Regions from separate parts of the Homo sapiens genome. Here region 2 is linked to region 1. A link is an interaction called in ENCODE POLR2A ChIA-PET data of the cell type or tissue named here. Cell type or tissue: B cell. All regions are shown on one strand. Each heading gives the region's core, and the rest is flanking DNA. Links, peaks and the distances in the headings are about the cores only.

Region 1 (2,917 bases), core at 125-2,624:
TTCATTGGTGCCCCCATTTTGCCAGTCATTAAGATGGAACATCCTGACTCATCATTGGTAACTCCCACTCCTTGGTATTTGCATACCTCATAATTCAAAAGGTCCTGTTTTTCCCAACACTCCCCTCAACAATCTCTTCTTATCCAGTCCTTCCTTTCTCTTTCTGTGTCACTCATTCATAAATAGTCTGTCACAGAACTGCCCTACATCAGGTACTGTGCTGTGTGCTGTGGAAGTACCAGGTAATGAGGAAGGTGATCCCGGCCCCCATTCCCTGATGGAACCTAGACTTCACTAAGGGATTCAGATGGAGGAGGAGATGTTCAAGAAGCCAGGAGGGATCAACAACAGGGTGCCCTCAATTCACTGGGGCCACGTTAGTGGCCGATTACTAAATGTCAGACCAACTGCAGTAGCGCTGTCATGGCCACTCATCTCTCCGGGATTTCTTCCCTTCCAAGCCAGCTAGGTTCAACCTTCTCATTTACTTTTAATACACCACCTCTTATATGATCTTTCTTCTCTACTTAGAACCCTCCCATAAGCCGAACCCAATCTGCCTTTTCACCATCTTCCCATCTTCCTACTGCCTCCATAGTTATTCTTCGGGATCTAGCTAAGTAAACTCTAAGTTATTCTCCCATGTTTTCCTAGCACCTAACATATCAGTTCCCCCTCCACCCCCATTTTCTTCCACATACGGAGGCTCAATAAATAATAGTTAAATGAGGCTGGGTGTGGTGGCACATGTCTGTAATCCTGGCACTTTGGGAGGCTGAGGCAGGAGGATCGCTTGAGCCCAGGAGTTCAAGACCAGCCTAGGCAATATAGTGAGACCCATATCTCTACAGGAAAACAAAAAGAAAAACAACAACAAAAAAAAAACAGCTGGCCTGCCGTCCCAGCAACTCAGAAGCCTGATGGTGGGAGAATCGCTTGAGCCCGGGGAGGTAAAGCCTTCAGTAAGCCATGTAAGCCATGATCGCAACCCTGTACTCTCTGTACTCTAACCTGGGTGACCGAGCTAGACCCCATCTCCAAAAAAAAAAAAAAAAAAAAAAAGAAAAAGTTAAATGAAAATATGCAAATGATCAAAGAAATAAATTGCAGCTGTTTTCTAGTGGAGCTCACTTATGAGCCCACTTGCAACAAAGCTGAGACAAGGTCAGTATGGGAAACTCTTCATGACATTTTCTTGTCGGCAGGGGAGGGGAGATAATGTGGCTCTATTTTTATGAATCAAATCAAACACAGTATTTAGCAAAGGGTCTCTGGAATGTTACAAGTAACACTTCATAATTACAATAGATTTGAGTTCAAAGACAAAGTGATGAAAAGAAACTTTCTAACATGGGGTTCAATTCCCTACATAAACTTCCTTCTTGTGGCTCAGTGTACCACTGGCATTTATATTGCTATTCTTCTTTGTCATAAAAGCAGTCACCTTGTAACCCTTTTTATCAAGTAATCTATGCACTACCTAAAAGTACACTAGACTCCATCAGGCGAGCTATAGGTTTACATTATATAAACATTCCAATTCTGCCTGCTCAGCACTAGTTGTTGATAAACGCAAGCCATTGCAAAACAGCAAAGTAGGTTCCTTGCCTTCAGAGAGCAGATAGGACCTGCCAGTTCTGCAAAAACAAACTCTTGGCAATCACTGAAACTAATCTGTCAACAAATTACCATTAAAGTCATACCTCCTGAAAGTTCAAAAACAGACTTGTGAGTAGACAAGAGATAGGGCGTTCTTTTTTTATGATTATTTTTATTAGCTCACCGGTCAGGGCTTAAAATTATCTTTTCAAAGTGGCAAAGCTTTCTCTTGAAGTCAAGAGGGTACACTTCACTCATAATGAAATGTGGCACCTGGCTTTCTATTACCACATTCTCCTCTGTTACAGGTCTTTTTTCTTCTTTTGCTTCTTGTGCCATTTTAATTTTCAATGGAGAGATTAATGACACATAACTGTTTAGTAATCAAAACTTGAAAGAATTTCATACAAGGCTCAAATCACAAGTTACATAAATCTTTGACAACAATATTTTGATGGAAGGCAGGTCTAAACTAACAGAGTAGAGAACTAAATTTAGCATTCAGGGTGAAATATGCCTTTTCTAGAAACAGCCCCAAAGGGAATTAAGAACATGTTGGGGGGTCAGTGTTGTGGCTGCTTTTTCTTTATTTGTCAGAATTATCTGAATCCTGTCTCAGTTTTGTTTCAATTTGTTTGTACGGTTATCACTAACATTTTGGTGGCATTGATTCCTACACAAAATATTTTTGACCATCAATACTTTTCACGTTATTTGAACTATGCAAGGTCTTCAATAAAAGTGTATCTCAGCATAGCAATTCCTTTAAAATTACAGCTGGGTTTTTACCTACTAGCAAGGGAAGGTGCTAGCCCCCAGCACAGTACCTGGCCCCATGAAAGCATTCAATAAATACTAATAATACCTTCTTCTATGCCCCCTTTCTGGAAGTTCCCCTTCTAGGACACAGAGGTGCTGATCAGCTTTTCCCTGTCAGCATCAAGAGACCCTCCTTTCAGACACAGTCAGTCTCCAGCAGCTACAACGGGAAAGGCCAATTGAGGGCATTTCTAACAAAGTTCATAAGCCACCTTTTTCAAAGAAAAAAGTGGTAGAATGGTACGGCCAATCCAGCCATTGCTACCCAGTCTTTACACCTATAGATCCATACCATATAACCTGCGTCATTTCCCATAAGGTATGAAACAAGGCCAGGAATGGCCTCTGGAATTTTAATATGGTGCCCCAGAGGCCTATGGGTAAAAATGAGATCCAAAGAATGAGATGCAATAAGCACCTTCATCCAGTGGTGGTTGCTGCCAGTACAGACACCAACAGCTATTTCTTGCAGGCATTGTTTCTCACAGAGGCAGTTAAA
Region 2 (2,917 bases), core at 289-2,788, 230 kb before region 1:
CACCTTGTAAAGTTTTTTTTTTTTTATACAAAAGTTCAATAGTTTTGACACTCCCCATTGTTAATCACTACTTCACTGATAAACTTGGAAAAGTGTGACCCTGGAATTTCATCATGCAAAATATTTACTGCAGCAGGAGAAAACATTTTTTAAACAACATTTTTTTTTCTTTTCAAATGTATGAACTTGTTTAAGATAGCCAGGAAGGCAGTGGTAGGATAAACACAAGGGATAGGAATGTATCAAAAAACAGATTAACACACACGCACGCGCGCACACACACACACACACACACACAAAACCTGTACAAAATGCTCCAATCAATGAGAACAGAAAAAAGAAATCTTCAACTATGTTACAGTTTAAAAGCAGAAAAAAAAAGTTAGGGAGTTTCTCCCTCCCACATGTCAGGAAATGTCATCCAATATTCTTAAAGCAAGGATAACTAAATAAAATACATGTGCAGCATATTCTGCAATTCCGTTACATACAGTAGTTTTTTTTCCAAAGCTATTTTTTTTTAGTATCGTTAATATAAAGCAGTTGCACAAAAAGCAAAGGTGTTTTGACAAACAGGTGTATGCATTTATTCCTTTTTAGGAACAATATCTAAAAAAAGAACCGCCCTCTGCCCTCCCCCAAAAAAGACAAAGATTCACACAGACACATCGGGATATATGTACAACGTAATAAACCCCATCCTAAAGAAGCAACTGGGATAACCCCCAGGGGATACAGAATCAGAATTGTAAAAATCATAGTGAAGTTTGCTTGCTGTAAAGCCTGAGAATTTTTTTTTCAGTTGGTTCTTCTGCAAGGCTGTGATACCTGCAAAGATATGTAAAATCTAATTTTTCTTTTTTTTTTTTTTTTGCTACAGTCTTTAGACTAAGCATGCAAGACATACGACTAAGTGCAACTGAGTGAAATGTTTTTTTTTTAAATTTTAATCATTCCCTAAAGGTTTGAACTGAGGTATGCGTACTAACAGTTTCTCATGCTGTTATCTTTACTCATGTCTAGCTACACATGCTGAGAATGAACTAATCTACCAGATTTTTATCCTCTTTTGAATACCAAACTAACCAGCAACCACTCAGTTTAGAAGCACAGGGCCCCCTTCCCATGACCCTGTCTGGCTACTGCCTGCACATCATGAAGCTGCCTGGAAAAGTTTTTTTTTTTTTTTTTTTTTTTTTTTTTTTTTTTTTTTTTAAAGTCTTGCGTGACCACAGACTGCCCTTTATACAGAAAGCAGAGTGAAGCTTCAAAAGTAACTGCCAGAGAAGTTTTTGTACCAAGCTTATGAGTGGATGGGAGTGTTACTTTTCTTTAAATGAAAAATGCTGACCAAAGCCTAATCGGAAAAAAAGGAAAAATTAAAAATAAAAACAAACTGAAGGATATATGCCAAGATAAACCAAAATTAATACAGTGATCACAGCACAGTTCTTAAACAAAAGTGGCATACAATCTAAAAATATCTCTTTTTCTAGAAATACTATTATGTAATCTAGTTCAATTATGGAAGCTTTTCTGTCCTGACTCTAAACTGTCTCCTTTATTGGATACTCTAATTGCAGTGGCATACATTCATTTTTTTTTTGAGATGGGACTCCCTTCCTTCTGTAGCTCCTTTAATATTGTGTCCTATTTTTATCTGCAGTAGCCCCATAAAATCTCTTTAAGAGAATGAGTTTTGGTCTCTGTAGAGGTACACAAAAAGAAAAAGGAAAAATAACTACTAGAAAAAAGTAACAACTTTGGTTCCATTATCTACTTGGTCTTCTAAATTTACGATGAAGGAGCAGTTCTCTTTCTCAGGTTGCAATAGCCTATCGCTTGTCATTTGCCTCTAAATTCTTTTGCCTCCTTTGATCAACAATAAGAGGATATTTGGCTTCATCAGATAAAGCATAAAACAGAGAACATAATTTACCTTTGTGTAATATCTTTGGTAATTTTAGAAAAAAGGTACAAAGAAAGAATATAAATTAAGCTTCGAAAGGCTCTCGAACTAAAAAAAACTACAGTCCTATATAAATAAATGACAGGAAAGTGGGTGCAGAGCTGAAGTGTGGAGGGGTTCTAAGGACTGAGGTTGTACTGACCTGTAACCATCACATTTCTGCATACCATGTTTGGGACCCCCCCAAAGCCCAGGGCCTACATGATATCTTCTATGAGTTTTTGTGATACTGGGTTGGTGATATAATATTGCATAACAAACTGCAGTACCAAATTTGCATATTTGAAATTAACACTTTAGCATTTGCTGAACTCAGCCCTCGTTAACTCCCTTAACAAGTTCAATCTGAAATCGAATTTGCATTCAAACAGTTTAATGCCACCAAGTAGGTCTGAACTAATGTATAAACTCAGCGCCGCCGCCGCCACCCCTACTTTCAGGGCAGCTGCTCGGGGAAGCCGGTTTTTTTTTTTGGCCATTTTGCAAACAAAACCAACCCACACCCGTTATCGCAGAGCACCCAAGGCCCATGGCAACTTGGTTCCACAAGGGAGAGCCTTCCAAGGCCATATTGTCAGTCTAATTAATATGAGCTTTTTTTTTTTTTTCAGTGCTGCCTATGTTTCCTTGTGCTGGTAGAATGTGGTGGCATTTATTAATGGTTGCTGCAAAAAAAAAAAAAGAAAAGAAAAGAAAAAAAGAAAATCCGAAACACCCCTCCCCCGAACCACCCCCAATACTGCTGCGTGGAATGAATCGGCATTGTTCCTAGAGTTTGTCTCTCTTTTTTTTTTCTGTCATTCATTCTCTTTCTGGCAGGACGTCACGTCTGTGTGAGAGGGCCTTCATGTGTAGAGTGCAGCATTTGGGACCTTTTTGAAAAAGACCAAAACGGAATGTTTTCTGACTTTAGAGAAACGTGGTGATGTCTGAAGGAAGATGGAATGA

The links. ChIA-PET counts read pairs that join two places held together with the same protein. Peaks named below come from ENCODE experiments on the same cell type or tissue, not always from the same donor. Only the 100,000 strongest peaks of a DNase experiment are listed, where the experiment ranks them.
Region 2: POLR2A ChIA-PET joins it to region 1 with 6 read pairs; 2 of 35 experiments call an interaction of 5 or more read pairs at or near these places.

What each region holds. Positions count from the first base shown.
Region 1 is chr3:71,189,600-71,192,516 of GRCh38, forward strand. The region is part of intron 6 of FOXP1 (forkhead box P1); the gene reads right to left. Among named protein-coding and RNA genes, the nearest start is that of FOXP1-AS1, 99 kb to the right of the region's middle. In B cell, for the core only: no CTCF peak of the experiment used is centred there; no DNase peak of the experiment used is centred there; H3K27ac peaks cover 1,191 bases.
Region 2 is chr3:70,955,559-70,958,475 of GRCh38, forward strand. FOXP1 (forkhead box P1) reads right to left here. Exons shown (of 21, transcript NM_001349338.3): 21 at 1-2,917. Among named protein-coding and RNA genes, the nearest start is that of FOXP1-AS1, 330 kb to the right of the region's middle. In B cell, for the core only: no CTCF peak of the experiment used is centred there; no DNase peak of the experiment used is centred there.